2 separate regions of the Mus musculus genome follow, and region 1 is linked to region 2. A link is a loop called in an ENCODE intact Hi-C map of the cell type or tissue named here. Cell type or tissue: left cerebral cortex. All regions are shown on one strand.

Region 1 (8,000 bases), 180 kb before region 2:
TGTCTAAATAATGATGGGCATTGTGTAAATAATGGGGGTTCACATACATGGTTGCAGTAATTGCTGAAAATCATCTCCGGGAACATGATGTAGGCTCTAGGGAGCCTGGGCAGCGGAACGAGCACAGAATTGGTAGCATTCATACTTCCTTTGTATGCCCTCTACGGTGCTTGCCTAGGTTTTGTTCGAATGAGCAACATTGTGTTTGGAAAGTTGTAGAGCTAATTTGAGACTCGGAATGAACTCTCTTGCCAATTATGAATTATTGTTATTATTTTACTTCACTTAGATGGTTGAGCTAGTAAAATACTCATAGACTCAATCCATTTTGAAATTCAAAATGAAGAAAAAGGGGAAAGATAGTTGTTTGAGTCTCCGTGAAAGCTGCCCCTTTTGGTTCTTGTGGATGGCTCTAGCAGGCTCTCACCTGAAAACCTGAGATTCGTTTACAGGAGCCTGCGCTTTGATGCTTATCTCTCTTTAGACAACACAGTCTCTATTGAGATCCTCAGCACATTCATTGCAATTTTCTTCTGATCCTCGCCCCCCCACCCTTCCCGGCTCTCAGGCCACTTTCAGCAACTATCTTGAGAGGAGAATGCAGAGTTGGGTGTCTGACTCACAGCCTCATGCTGACCTCTTTAACAACTAGATTCAGCAACTAAGCAGGGCTCCTAGGGCTCCCAGAGAGTGAAGCGACAGTCAGGGAGTCTGTATGGGCCTGAGGCAGGTCCTCTGCATGTATGTTACAGTTGTGTAGCTTGGTGTTCTTATGGGACTCCTAAGAGTGGGAGTGAGTGTGCCTCAGATTCTTATACCTGCTTTTGGGAACTTTTTCCTCCTCATCCAGCCGTGATAACGAGAGTATGTGCCTAGTCTGATTGTAACTTGTTATACTGAGTTTGGCTCACACTCCTGGGAGGTCTGCTCTTTTCTGAAGGGAACTGGAGGAGGGAAGGCATCTGGGGGAGAGGGGAGGTGTGGGGAGCGCCTGGGAGGAGAGGAGGGAGGGAAACTGTGGATGGGATGTAATCTACAAAAGAAAAGAATAAGTTAAAAAATGAAACAGAACTCGATTCAAGTTTTTCATGTATTGATAAGTGTTTGAAAACATCTTTTATGAATTTGTGTGTGTGCGCGTGTGCATGTGACAAATCTGCATGTATATGTGTGTGCTGCAGCACTTGGGGGGCAGAGGTCAACTTTCAGGATTCAGTTCTCATCTTTCATCTCGTTGATGTAGGATCTCGTCTCTCTCATTGATGTAGGGTCTCTCTCATTTATGTAGGGTCTCTCTTATCTTGGCTCTTGTGCTTTATGCTCCAGGCCAGCTGGTGGTGAATTTCCAGGCAGTTCTCCTATTTCTGCTTCCTCTCTGGAGGAGTGTGACACTGTATGAGGTTCTTTATGTGGGTTCTGTGAACCGAACTCAGACGACAGGTTTGTGTAGTTAGGCCTTTTACCGGCTGAATTATATTCCAGGCCCTGAAATTAACGACACTCTGTTGCTTTTAAAGATGTTCCTGAGAGACTTAAGCCTTAAGATTTTATGTAAACCTTAGCTCGAAGCAGAGTCTACTCAGCCTTTAATTTAGTGCTTATATATATATATATATATTTTTTTTTTTATTTACATTTTTATTTTTTTTGAGACAGGGTCTTGTAGCTCTGGCTGTCTTGGAACTCAGTGTGTAGCCCTGGCTGACTGTGAACTCAGAGCTCTGCCTTGGACTGCTGGGGCTCAGGGTGTGTGTGTCCCTCTGATCCTCCCCAATACTCTGGATACTTCACTTCTAGAATTTCTTCTTAGATCTTTTTCAAACATTCTTGATCATTTTATGGAAAGGACATAATTTGTTTTCTTTTTTTGTTAAATTTATCTTACTTAGATATGCTTCAAGGGAGATGGTTTTTCTAGTTGCCTGTGCTTATGGAATAAGTAAGCAGCATAAAGAACATTGCCATAATTTCCTCAGAAATTCCTCTTGTTACCCTTAGGGCTAATTTGCCCTTTCTCTCCTAGATAGTCTGCTTTTTTTTTTTTTAATTGAGTTAGTTTTATTGATGTTAGTTTAGTCTTTTGGAGCTTTGTATAAATAGAACCAAGCAGTATTTGTGTTCATCTTGTTTTCAAGATTGTAATTCATTCCTTAAATTCAGTTCTTTATGATTATGAACAACAGTTTCATTGAATGAACCCAACGGTTTGTGTGTCTTCCTGTTTCTAGGATTTGGCCCGTATACATGCAGCGGCCATGAGCATTCCTAGCTAAGGCTTTCTGTCCTCACTGCGTGCCCACCTCTGCTTGTTTTTTAGTCTGCATCTATCATTTTAGCATCTGCACCATCTGGGAGCCAGTCTTTGCTCCTTTGTTCGACTTCTCCCGGTGACTTGTTTGCTTGTGTTTGGTCATTTTTGATTTGATCATGTTTTGCTCGCTGTGGGAATCCTGAGCGGCCTGAGTGTTTTCCTGTTTGTGTCTGCAGGGTATCCAGTGTACTTCTAACTGAGAAGCAATTGAGATTAATTTTTCCCTGGAGGTTCCCTGAACAGAGAGAGTATATTTTCAGACCCCTCCTGTGAGAGGGAAGGTTTGTGGTGATAGATTTTGAGGGAACTTATATTTTTTTAAAATTATTTTTGAGATTAGTCTATAATGTGTTAGATAATAATGGCATTCTCAAACCAAATGTGTTCTACCGGATTCTACTCACATCTTCTCCATCCCTCTCCCCAGTGTCTGTCTCTCTACAAAGTTTCCTTTTTCCTTTTTGTCACATGTAACTTTCTGCATGCTTGCTCATGCTCAACACACACACACTCACACACACACACACACACACACACACACACACACACACACACACACACGTACACATGCACACACACTCACACACACCACCCTCACCCCAAGCTTCCTTGTTTCCCCCCTTCACTTGGTTTCCTTTCTAGTTTTTAGGCTTGCCCATGTAACCCACTCATATCCATGCAGATGCAGATTACAAACTAGGATCTGAATATGAGAGAGGAAATACCGGGTTGTTGCTTTTCTAGTTTGACTCACTTCATCTAATGTATGGTTTCAAGCTCTACCCATTTTTCTACAAATATGATTTGCTGGATTATGAAAAATAATTAAAATCACTCCATGTTATTGCCAGAGGCTCATAACCTTCCAGGTCATTCCTGCGACGATCTTTGCCCTCAGGGATAACCCTTTCCCAAGGGCATAGTTTGTCACGAATCCTGGACTCCCACCTTTTCTTTAGCATCCTTCTAAGCTTAGGGCAGAAACCCCTAGGACACAGTTCAAAGCTCTCTCAACCATCTCCCTTCAGTTCTCTTAGAGCACATGGATTCTCTTGGTTTACTGAGTTCATATTTGCATTAAAGGTTCAGAAATCTGAGAGTGAGGCATGCCTGTAATCCCAGCATTTAGCAGGCAGAGGCCAGCTTTGGCTGCATAGGAAGACCCTGTCCCAAAAGAAGGTTTCTGATATCTTTCTTGTAGTAGGAGATAGCTATGGTAGGGGTTTCTCTCCATCAGTGTCTGGCAGTATCTGGCCACATTTTTGCCAGAGATGTAAGCCTGTCACGTATTTTGTCCTCTGCCTTCTGGATAGGCTACATCTCTGTTTTATGCTCGCCTCTTCCTTTGTCTGGAGAGTGAGCAGCAGGCCTGCTTACTCATCATCTAGTTCTGCAGTGTGTGTTTTAGTCTTTGCTTCTCTTGGGCTGTCTCTGCTGAGAAGAGAGAGGCAGAGAAACGTGTTCCTAGCTTTGCCAACTTCGAGTTATGGTGTCAAGATTTTCCTGGCATGCCTCCCATTCCCCCAGCCCTTGAATGGATGAGCGTGAGTTCTGGGTGTGATTCCCTTGCTGAGCTAATACGTGTCTGACTTCCACAGAACCAGGAGCTGGCCATGTGCTTGCCATGCCTCGGCTCTTCCTTTGACTTGGCTCATCAGCCAGGCACTGGGGTGTAGGCTGTAGTTTCACTGAACACGATTTCCCATTCTTTGGGAAGGAAGTTGTGTGGAACTGTGTCTGTACTTTCCTCTCATTCTAGGTGGTCTAGTGATATTCAGCACTCACAGAACTACTCAAAACTGCAGCGTTAGGAAGGTGTGGGACGATGTGTCCCTGTCAGTTCCCAAAAGATATCCTCCTGCTGCATGCTGCCTGCCCATTCCAGTCTTGCCCTGCACCGTGCTTGTTGCCTCCTTGAATAGGATAAGTATGTCTTCAGCCAGGAATCTATTGTCTACTCACATACTATGCCTGGTATGAAGTAAGCACTAGAATCTTGGTGACTGAATGGCTTTGGGATGTCTTAGAACCCAAATCATAGTTCATGTCTAGGCCCCCAAGATATGTGGACTTTGGATGCTTAACTGAATCCCCAAGGCATGTCCTGGGTAGGTTCCAATGACATACTGCTACAAAGTGAGCGCTTCGCCTGGATCCATGAGACCTGGCTTTCTGGATAAACTCTGTCACCTTTTTGTCTTCTGTTTATCAAATGGAGCTGCGACAGCTGGCTCTGCCTCCCTTGTAAGGACATGCAAGGTAATACAGAGCCTTACGATACCAAGACATCTTTTTACAGGTCTCACCACTTAAAAGGAAGGACGGCTGGTGCCACACAGGATTCGAGAGGGTTCATTCATGGTCACCAATTCCTGCTTTTAGCCTGACTTGTTCTCTGAAACTGAAGCTGGTGGCCAAAGATGATGTTGAGAGTCTGCAGTGATCTCTGTGGCCACGAGGTGTCACCCTCAGCCTTAGAATGGTAGATTATTACCTCCCTGCCAACCATGGTTCTCTGCAGAGAGCCTGGTTTCCTCTGGGTTCCCAGTGCCCACTCAGACACTGGCATCAACACTGGAGGCTATCACAACCGTCCATCACGGCCCTCGTTTCCAGGTGCAAGGTGCTTATTTAATTCTAATTTATTTTAAATTTTGCCTAACCAGTGCATGACTAGAAATGGCCAAAAATGTTCATGAATTTAATTTCAGGACCCAAAGCCAGCAAATTTAGAATTGGTCATGGTAAGCCCTCTACCACTCACTTCCACATTTTTGCTACTAAAAAAATGTGTTTTTTAAAAAATCACCGCCTCAGGATAACCTAGTTAATGTAATAATAGCAAGACCAGGGGGAAGAGACCCCAAACCTCACCAGAATCCCCCAGACAAACGGGATCCTGGATGGTCAGGCTCAGTTCCATCTTTCTGGTCTTTCTTAGGATGTTTTTCCTGCTGACTGCTCTCTTCTTTTAAAACACTGTCCTTAGCTCTTGTTCCCTGTTCTCCTCATGCTGTGCATGTTAGTTTCTTGGTCCTCCAAGGTCTTTCTTCACGGTATTTCACCATGTCTCCAGGCACCTGCCATAGCTTTTGTTCTTCTACCTTGTACACTAGTCATACCTTGTAGTAATATAGAAATCTACATCTCACTCCCAGACAACTGTGTATTGTCCTCTCTACTGGAGGATATCCTCTGCCTTGGAGGATATTGCTTTCAAAGCAGCTCAGGTATTTACATGTAAATACATTAAAATTTATTCACCTTGGGTGCCTTGTTCCATCTGTTTTGTTCATTGTGTATTGTTGTATAACTACCACCTTAAGATATTCAATTTCTGTGATGGTTAATCTTGGTTGTCAATTTGACTGGGCTTAGGTATACTTAGAAAATGGGTAAAGCCAACTCTCTCTGTGTGAGAGTTTTCCAGAAAAGATTGGCTTGTGGTATCGGCAAACTGAGTGGGGAAGCCCCGTCCTTAATGAGGACAGCTGGGTGGGATATTGTAGCCACACCGACGGAGAGAAAACAACCAATAGGAAAGCACACACACACAAGGCTACATCTGACTTGAGTGTGCACAGCTTTCGCTGTTGCCCTTGTCAGCAGATGCCATACTCCAGCTTTCTAGACATTTGAATGAGGAATTGCACACACCCCTCTCCAGGACCAGGCCTTCAGCCTCAGACTGACGACATTGAACTGAACATCATTGGTTCTTCTGATCTGGGGCTTCTGTCTTCATCTGAGCAGACATCCTGGCTCATCAACTCCAAGGTTTATGCCAACTTGATACACAAATTAGAATTATCTGAAAGCTGGGACTACATAATTTCCAGCTATAAGGCATTTTCTTAATTAGCGATTGATGGGGGAAGACACAGCCCATTGTGGGTGGGGCCATCCCTGAGCTGGTAGTCCTGAGTTCTACAAGAAAGCAGGTTGAGCAAGCCAGTAAGTAGCATCCCTCCATGGCCACTGCATTAGCTCCTGCCTCCTGGTTCCTACCCTGTTTGAGTTCCTGTTCTGACTTCCTTCCATGATGAACACTTATTTGGAAGCATAAGCCAAATACATGTTTTCCTCCCCAACTTGCTTTTTGGCCAGAGTGTAGCATTATAGCAATAGAATCCCCGACTAAGATGACCACTGTGGCACTGTCCATATTCTAGCCATTTAAGCAAATTTAATAAACCTACTCTTATAATTAATTATACATCAGTCTTAGAACAGTTATTTCTGGCTCTGTGTTCTCTCATCTTAACATTCCTTTTGTTCCTTTGTCTGGCCCTCAGCTGCACAGATCTGATTCCTGTTGCTGTGTTGTTTTGCCTTTTCTGTAATTTTGTGAAAATGGGACCTTATGACACTTATATCTCTTGTGCTTGATCTCCTTTCCTTGGCCCAATTAACACCTTCAACACCTTCCCAAAACCCTATTTTTTTGCTTTTAGCCTGCTTTCTTGCTAGTGATAGTGTCTCTCTATTCATTCTGGTCCCCAAGTCATCAAACTGGCTGCTGGCCTGCTGCTGCCTCCCTTCTCCCTTCTGCTCTGCCCCTCCAGAAGGTCCTCCAGCCCACTTCTCCCCCATATCTGCTCTCCTCTCCATCCTTAAGGTCACTGAGGCTGCCTTTGCTGCTTGCTGGTCTAACTGATGTCCAGGTAAGACCTCTTGAGCCTTCCTCTGACAGCCACCAGACCTAAACTGCAAATCTGATTCTTTAGCTTCAGTGTTGCCCAACAGGCTTCTTGGTTAGCAAATGGCACTCCACACTTACACCGATTCCTGCCTAAAGCTCTGTATCTGTTTTCAAGGCTGTCCTCAGTGTGCTTGCACTCAGCTTGCACTCAGCCGTTGCTTGTGACTTTTTCTCAAGGGCTGAGCTCACTCTTCCTCCATTGTGCTGTTTTCTCTACCCGGAGTCTTTCTCCTCTTCCATCATCATTAAGAGCACCTCTTTAAGAGCAGGTCTAGTGACTTGCACTCTGCAGTGCTTTTCTTGGCTGTAACTTCAGGCGGCGCTAGGTCTTCTTTGGAATATGGCATTCATCACCCAGTCTAGCCTAGTCAGTCCATTTTCAAGGTACTAATCTGTCCATTCTACTGGACTTTTACATTCCTTGAGGAGTTTTCATCTTGAACTTATCTTCCTGTCCCTTGGTTAGGGCCAGCCACACAGGAAACACCATTGTTAATCTCGATTGTCAACTTGATTGGACTGCAGTACCTACTAGATTAGTGAAGCTCATCTCTGGGTATTTTGGGGGACAATTAGATCATAAGGGCTCCGACATAATAATTGGTTTAATCTATTGATTGGTTTAAAATTGAGTGGTGGGTGGTAGAGCTGTAGAATGTGGGACCAAGTTGGAGAAAGTAGGTTCACCAGAGGCATGCGGTTTGTTCCCTGAGCCCTTCCCATGTGCCCTTTATTCTGTTTTCCAGTCACCACAAGGTGAAGAACTTCTCTGTCACCTGTTCCTGCTGCTGTGGACATGGAAATAATGATCCAAACCCTTCCTTCCTTTATATTTTGTCACGGTGACACAGAATCCAATAGAAGCTGTCAATGAAGGCTCCGTTCACTGAAGGAGGATGGAAGGGGGTCCAGATGGTCAGGAAGACCTGGGGTGGGAAAGAAATGTTTCAGTTTGTGTTCAGTTGGAGGGAAAGGAGAGGAAGAGTT
Region 2 (8,000 bases):
AAAGCCGGCTTTCGTTCGGGAGTTACAATAATAGCCTGTGCCCTTCTTCCCTAATGTGTTGGGCTTCTGAGAACACATGGATTATTGTGAGAGGTACAGTGACTGCTGTTTGCTTTTATCTCCTTGTTTCTCTTCTCTTCTGTAGATGTAGGGTTGTTTGTAGTTTCCAGGAGAGTGCTATTCCTCTGGTATTTGGAAAAGGCTTTCTCTTTGCCTGTGTCACCTCTTATGTGCTACCGTGGTAGAGACCACGGTGATGTGGGCAAGGCAGCAAGCATATTTGAGAAGCAGCACTCTGCAATGGTGGTTGGGCTCTTTAGATTGGCTGTGGATTCACAGTGAATTAATTAAGGGCATTTTTCTTCTCCAGATGGCTCTGGCCTATGGACCTCTTTTTAGTCTATATTAGTCTTCTTCATACAACTTTCAAGTCTTACCTTTCTAAGGGGATCAGTAAGGATATTTGCTAGGTAGATATTTCTGACTCTTCACAGCACTGGCTGCTTCATATAGGTTAGGGTGGTGTGTGTGTGTATGTGTGTGTGTGTGCGCGTGCAAAAGACATATGTTATCTATGGGTTGGAGTATTTGCTTGTTGGTACAAGACCTTCCACAGCTGTATAGTAGTGGCTGCCCCATCAGCCTGGATTCCTATGTGACTGATGAGTCACACAGTCCCAATGTATTTCATTGTTTTTCAGCTACTGAGATTTAGGTGTTTGTGGGGGGAGGATCAAATCCGATTAAAGTCATCTCTGATGAAGGGTGATTTTCATTCCAGGTGGTGCAGTTTTTATTATTTTCCTCCCATGTTTTCTATTTTTATGATTTCTGTTTAGTTGTGGCATAGGCATGGATTGAACTTAATATTCTGGTAATGTAAATTTAAGGTTTTGGTTTGGTAGGAACCTAGGCTTGTATATGTTCATTTGTACATGTGTATGTAGAGGCCAGAAATCAACATAGGTGTCTCCCTTGACTACTTTCTACTTAGTTTTTTGAGATACAATCTCTCACTAAAGCCGGAGATCACAAATTTGGTAGACTGGCTAGCCAGAAAGCCCCTGGCTTCTTTCTGTGGACACTTTCTTGGGGCTGGGGTTACAGGGGCGTAACATGTTACCTGACTTCTGGGCTCCTAGAGTCAGGTCATTATGCCTACCTGGCAAGCACTTTATTAACTGAGCCATCTCAGCCCTAGATTCTGAACTTTTATTTGCCAAAGTACCGTTCCTCTGCACATCATGCCAAGAGAAGCACAGAGTAGATACTTAGTAAATATTGATTGCATTGATACTTAATGACGTTTCTTACCATTGACCATAATGAATATTAGATGATAGCTTAGCAAGCTACAGAAGTAGGGTTGAGGATTGTCTATGGGCTAAGACATACTCTTAGATAAATCTTTGCCCTCCCCCTTTCATTCAGTATTACATTCATCTTATTTCTCCTTCCTTTGGAAACTTAGTCTCCTAGTATCTGCCAACCCTTTTCCTTGGTATAGGATGAGACTGTTGGGTCATTTGAAGACTTCCTCATGGACTTCTTGACTGGCATATTAAAGACCATGCCATCTCCTTTCCTAATTTACTAGGAGCACAGCTAAATCAAGGCTTCTCAAGGTCCTACAATCTCTAAAGAGGAGAGCTGTGACTCCGGCTTTCCTGAACACAATTCGCTTGCTTTATTTGGAGATGTCCTCAGGGTCCCAATTCCTTATTTTAAAGGTTTATTCTTTGACAATTTCATATATGCCTATAATGAAGTTTGACCATATTCACCCACATAACTCCAACTTATCTGATCCCCCACCTCGGCCTCCCTTTTCTTCCCAAGTCTCCCTCCAACTCTTATATCTTTATTTAATTACTCAGCAATTCAACCTCTCAGTGTCCTCCAACAGCAGTCAGAAGTCAGCTTTCTTTATTACCGTGTTCTCCAAAACCCTCAAGGAAGTGGACCGTGTGTGGCTCACCCCTCCAGGCCATGTCTTTCATTTACTGTTTTCTAACCCTACTGGTTTTGTTCTTTGTTCTGCCTTTTGGATGTGTCAGCACGTTCTCGTCTCACACACTTGATTTCCTGAGACCTTTCTCCTTTACAATCTCTGGGAGATTATCCCGCCCAACAAATGAGGACATCCTGTCAGAGATCCCTTCTCTAACCAGTTAGCTAGATCTATTGCAATATCCCAACCCCCACACCAAACCATCCTTCATCGCACATCCTTATTGTATTCTCTTCCCGTGGGAATGTGAGCATCTAGGGATGAGGGACTCAATGTATCTTCTTCAAAGTGACATTGCACAATACAGGCATCAGCCTGTATACACTAGGTACTCAGGAGATATTCATTGACTAAACGGATGTCCAAGGTCTATAGGTCCCAGTCAGATTTTACACTCATGAGATATGTTTACTGAAATTATACCACCTGGATCTAAAATGCTGCTGTTAATTGCCTTCCTTATAGAGAACTCAAAGCCTACCCCAACCGAGTTGTCCATTTCTTTGTATAGAAAAATTGGGAATTCCATGAAAAGGCTCTTCTTTACTTAACCGCCAGAGTTGTGTGCAAGGTGACCCCAGCAACCCAACATTTTTATCGTCTCTTCAGATCTTCTAGTATCTGTACCTGTCCTCTTTGCCATCCTCACCCTCCTGTGTCACTCGTCCTTGCCCTTTCAGCTTCTTCGTTTCCTCTGCCCACACATCACTGTCCATCAGTGCATCCCTCCCCATTTACCTTCTATTGTTAATGAAGGTCCTGGACTCAGATATCTAGGTCAACTCAGGTGATAAATCTTGACACCAGAATAGATCCAATGAGGAGTGACTCTAATTCAGTTTTTATTTGCCCTCCGTAAATAGAGACCTATAACCCCTTCCCCCACAGTACAGTATTACCGAGAATATCTTTTCAACGTTGAGAATTGAACCTCCTGTCTTATGCATGCTAAGCAAGGTCTACGCCACCAAGCCATACTCCCTACCCCATTATTCTCAATACTAACCGAGGATTATTTTGAAGCATACTGGACTCACACTGTGTACACAAGGCATGCTAGCTTTCAGCGCTCACATATTTTGTCTCTATTTCCCCTGTTTCTTCTAAATTCCACTTCCCTGTAACCTCACCTCTCCATGGTGATGTCATAGGATAACAATGTCAAAATTATAGTTGTCCCGATGAGAAGGCCTAATTTGTCTCAATGGGATGTATGATTTTTGTTTTGAGAAAAAGAATCACTAGTTTGAATTCTAACATTGTTATTTATTTGCTGTTTGATCTTGGGCAATTTATTTTGCCTCTCTGAGACTTAACTGTTCCTCCTCTCATGGAAATATTAGTAATTGCTATGTCCTCCCAAAAGGCTACTTGTGTGATGTGAGACACACATGCACACACATACACATTTGTAGACGCAGATGCTTGGTGTCTGATAAATTATCAATAGCCAAAAAATTACCAAGCAAATAGGGGACATGGTCATTTTTGAGTTAGTATAATTTAATCTTCAGGGAAAGGCACGTGTTTCTCCTTGGGAGAAGTGAGAGAGTTAATAAGGCATGAGAGTTAATTGAGACACCCCCCCCCCCCCACACACACACACACATGCTCCCTCCATGAGATACAAAAGCAAGTTAAGGGCTCCTTGGCAGGGCGTTCAGAACCTTGATGGCTAATCCAGGTTGAGTTTCTAGTCTCTGCTGCCCCCTAGTGGCCACTGGTTTCAGAGGCCTATTCACAGTCCTTGACAGATTAAGAGTCAATTCGCCTTTGAACAAGAGTTATACAGACAGGAAAGACATGGAACAGGGGTGTGAAGGGGCTAGTGTTTTGATCCTTTTCACGTTTTAGATAGAAAGATTTTTTTCCTGAGGGTTTTCACAGCAGAAAATTTGATGAGAACCCAAACATACTATGAAAATAATTAACTCCATGGTCTTCTTCCTTCCCCAAGATAGGAGCATTTTTTTTTAATTCTCTTTTTTTCAAATCTCATCCCTTAAACAATTAAGTTGGCTACATATGAGTATTTCACATATACGGCTGAAAGCCAGACGTTCACTGAGAAGTAGTGTTGTTTGTTTGTTTGATTGGTTGGTTTTGTCTTTAGGGTTTCACTGCTCATCATGACAGCACAGTTATGGGAAAGACCCTGGCCTTAAAGGAGCAGGGTCTCCACTTGGCTGTTCTCGCATGTGGGGCAGTGAGCAAGATACTGCATCTCTTAGAGCTGGGTGAGGGAGGGTCCACTGGACAATGTACTGGGACACTGGGAGAGCTAGCATGAGTGAGACAGTCAGCCTTGGAGAGAAGGGACTGAGAAATTTGTGTGAACTAAAACTTACCCTTATCTGGGCTTCTGGTGACACACAGCCATTATCTGAAAGAAAAGGAGACTGGAGGGAGAACCTGGCATTTTAAGTAAGTGAATAAATAGAAGGCCTTGAGTGTGTGTGCCACCGCCCCACACAACCTTCTTCCACAGAGTCATATCCATAGCCTCTGGCCTGCTACTCATGGACCGCTAGGGCAAAGTAGCAGTCAAGAGGACTGGAGGGTGGGCTTGGAAGTCTCACATGAGCAAATGATCCAGAACTGGAATTAAAAATATCCGTCTCATGTGTGGTGGTTTATGCTTGTAATCCCAAATCCCAGCACTTGAAAAGCCGGAACAGGATTTCCAAGAGTTCCTAGTCAGTCTAGGCAGTGTAGTGAGTTCAAGCCCAGCCTGGGCTACAAAAACGAGGTCGTATTTCAAAAAAGGCCAAAATAAAAAAAGTGAATAAACAAATAGTGTCGTGGTGGGGTGGTTGCTCAGCGGCAGAGCGTTCGCTTGTCTTATAGAAGGCTCTGAGTTTCATCCCCAGTTTCTGTCTGGAAACCTGTGCAGACACCATTATGAGAAAACCAAGTGGCTGACAGGTCTGACAGCATTTGTTGCGGCTAAAGCCGAAGAAGAACAACTCAGGCTCTCAGGAATGCTTTCAAATAACAGGAGTGTTGGAGAAGGTTCCCTTTCAAGGCTCCAAGGCTCTTGAATCTTGCAGGGCCTCGCTACCCCTGCCTCCTTCTGGTTTTTCTTTGCCTCCAGATTTATTCCGGAACCTGCTCCTCTGAAGTCGGACACATTTAATCTGTTAAATGTATAATTAGACAGAGTGTTTGGTTGCAACGATCGCTTCCAGTTTTCCCATTTATCCAAAATACTCTCTTGTTCGCACAGCGGAGAAATAGGGCAGGCAATCTGGAGGAAGGAACAGGCACCAGCAGCGGGAGGCGGGGCGGGCTTGGTGCTTTTCTCAATGAATACTGAGGCCTCTGCAGATTTGCATAGGAGCAGATCTCGCAGCGGCATTGGCCGGCGGGCTTGGAAGGGGGCGGGGCCGGCTGCGTGGGCTGGGCGGCTGCGCTGAGTTCGCTCTAGAGCCCCGCCCCTCGCGGAGGCCCCGCCCCCCTTCGGCGCGCGCTCGCGGCACTGCCAGCTGCAAGTGGCGGGCGCCCAGGCAGATGCGATCCAGCGGCTCTGGGGGCGGCAGCAGCGGTGGCAACTGGCACCTCCCGCTGCTTCTGTCCAGCGGTTCTCGGGGGGGCAGTAAGACGTTTTCCGTTCGCCCCCTGGCCAGTCAACAAAACCGCGGGCGCTGCTGGTAGGTGAGGAGGGGGCTGGCTACATTGCGGGCTCCTCTGCCCGGAATGTTTTCACTAGTCGCCAGCGGCCAGGGCCGCCCGGGTGCTTGGGAGTGAACTCCGAGGAACCAAGACGTCGGTGACGGCAAGGACGCTGCAAACTTGCGCGCGTGGAGGCAGCGGGAGCCTCCTCTCCGCAACGCAGAGCTCGTGTTCACGCCCAGAAGTTCAGCGGGCAGGGTGATCGATCCGAAGACTTCCTGCAGCGGAGGTCACTTGAGGGGGCGCTAGAAAGCAGCCCCCTCCGGTGGTCCTTGCCTAGACCTGGGAAGGAGCGCAGAGGAGGTGACAGGAGCGGAGGACGTGGGCAAGACAGTGACCGACTCGGAGCCACGGTTCACAGCCTGGAAAGTTGCAGAAGATTGGAAGCTAAGAGGAGAGCTCTGGTCGCCGAGGGCTCCTTGAACGGTACCTAATTGCCACCTCCCTGGTCCCTGAGCAAAGGCCTCTACAAATGGGGCGCAGCACGGCGAGAGGCGCAGGATCCAGCTGTTGAGCCCAGGGTGTCTCACTGTCTCCGAACTACCCCCTGACTTTGTCTTCCGTTTTGCTGAGAACCCTTCTCGCCTCCTTGTAGCTTGGGAAAAGCAAGGGCGCTCTATAGTGTACACACAGTCCCTGAGATCTAGTGGAAGGAGCCATTCAGGACCAAGGACTATTTGGAGCCCTTTCCTGTTTGGGGGAGAGTGAAGGGCGAGGCTGGACCAGCAAGGGAAGGGAGACTAGTGTAAACTCGCCCTCCAGCGGGATGGGAGCTGCTGGGTTCCTGTGGCTGCTGCCTCCACTGCTTTTGGCAGCAGCCTCGTACTCCGGAGCTGCAACCGATCAGCGCGCGGGTTCCCCAGCCTCAGGGCCTCCTCTGCAGCCCCGGGAGCCGCTCAGTTATTCGCGCCTGCAGAGGAAGAGTCTGGCAGTGGACTTCGTTGTACCCTCGCTCTTCCGCGTCTATGCCCGAGACCTGCTGCTACCGCAGCCACGGTCCCCCTCGGAGCCCGAGGCTGGCGGGCTGGAGGCGCGGGGATCACTGGCCCTGGATTGTGAGCCTCTGCTCAGGCTGCTGGGGCCACTGCCTGGAATCTCCTGGGCAGATGGAGCCAGTTCTCCTAGTCCCGAGGCGGGTCCGACGCTGTCCAGGGTGCTGAAGGGAGGCTCGGTGCGCAAGCTCAGGCGTGCCAAACAGCTGGTGCTGGAGCTGGGCGAGGAGACGATTCTTGAAGGCTGTATTGGTCCCCCAGAGGAGGTAGCGGCTGTGGGGATACTCCAGTTCAACCTCAGCGAGCTGTTCAGCTGGTGGATTCTCCACGGCGAAGGGAGGCTGAGGATCCGCCTGATGCCTGAGAAGAAGGCATCGGAAGTGGGCAGGGAGGGAAGGCTATCCAGTGCGATCCGAGCCTCCCAGCCCCGCCTTCTCTTCCAGATCTTCGGGACGGGTGAGCAGCTCCCACTAGAGTGTGTTGGGATTTGCATTTTTAGTTATACGACATGTAGACACTGCTAACTAACTCTTATTCTTCTAGCCCCCTTTTCATCGTACTTGAACTTAGACCCGTGGTTTCTTTTTATGTGCTTAAACATAGTAACTTCCCAATAGAACCTTCTCTCTCTCTCTCTAGCAACCAAGTTGGGAGAAAAGTTTTCCAGTGTTGGCAGAATGCCTTCCACTGACTTACACACGATCCCACTGGATCATAATTGGATGCCCTCCTTCCTGAGCTCTGAGAATGGCTGAAACGTCCCTATAACGCCCGAGTTCCAAGTTACGGGACCTCACACTATTGCTCTTTTTTTCTTGACTCTTGTTTCTCTTCTAGACGACCACCTATTTGGAGAATGTGGTCGAATTTCCCAGAGAATAGAGAATTCCCCTTAATACTGAGTCTCAGCCAACTGCCTGTCCCTGTCCCTCCTCTCCAGTGCTGGCTAACCCAGAGGTTCTCTTTTCCTTAATTATTCATTCTGCCACATTGGACTCCCACCTCCAGACTGTTTACACACTCAGACTCTCGATGTTCTCAGATGTCCCAGGAAAGTCCCAGAGGAACTAAGGAACAGGGGCAGGAGAGTTGTAGGGAATGGGATGAAAACTGTTGAGGTTACTTTGCTTCGGGGGGAGAAGCAAGACAGTTGCCTTTCCTGCCTCCCCCTTTGTTTGCCCTGGGAGTCTTAGCTTGCATGTGTGTAGCAGCTGCTCTGGATGAGAGCTCTGGCAGGCTCTCATTGCTGGAGGCTCCTGGAGTGAGGTTTCTGTTTCATTTACTTCCCCCATTTCTTCCAAAATTCACCGCATTAGGGGCTGTAT

What was found. Peaks named below come from ENCODE experiments on the same cell type or tissue, not always from the same donor. Only the 100,000 strongest peaks of a DNase experiment are listed, where the experiment ranks them.
Region 1: a loop joins it to region 2, with 6 times the contacts of the local background. A loop is called at or near these places in 39 of 42 quality-filtered maps.

Annotation. Positions count from the first base shown.
Region 1 is chr17:72,778,789-72,786,788 of GRCm38, reverse strand. No RefSeq gene overlaps it. Among named protein-coding and RNA genes, the nearest start is that of Ypel5, 54 kb to the left of the region's middle. In left cerebral cortex, a CTCF peak has its summit at 4,761 (motif pointing right); DNase peaks (open chromatin) are centred at 3,784 and 4,769.
Region 2 is chr17:72,602,159-72,610,158 of GRCm38, reverse strand. It overlaps Alk (anaplastic lymphoma kinase), which reads left to right and starts at 5,852. Exons shown (of 29, transcript NM_007439.2): 1 at 5,852-7,131. The coding sequence starts at 6,450. In left cerebral cortex, CTCF peaks have their summits at 3,720 (motif pointing left), 5,000 and 5,239; DNase peaks (open chromatin) are centred at 5,341, 6,350, 6,898, 7,912 and 1 more place; H3K4me3 peaks cover 2,855 bases.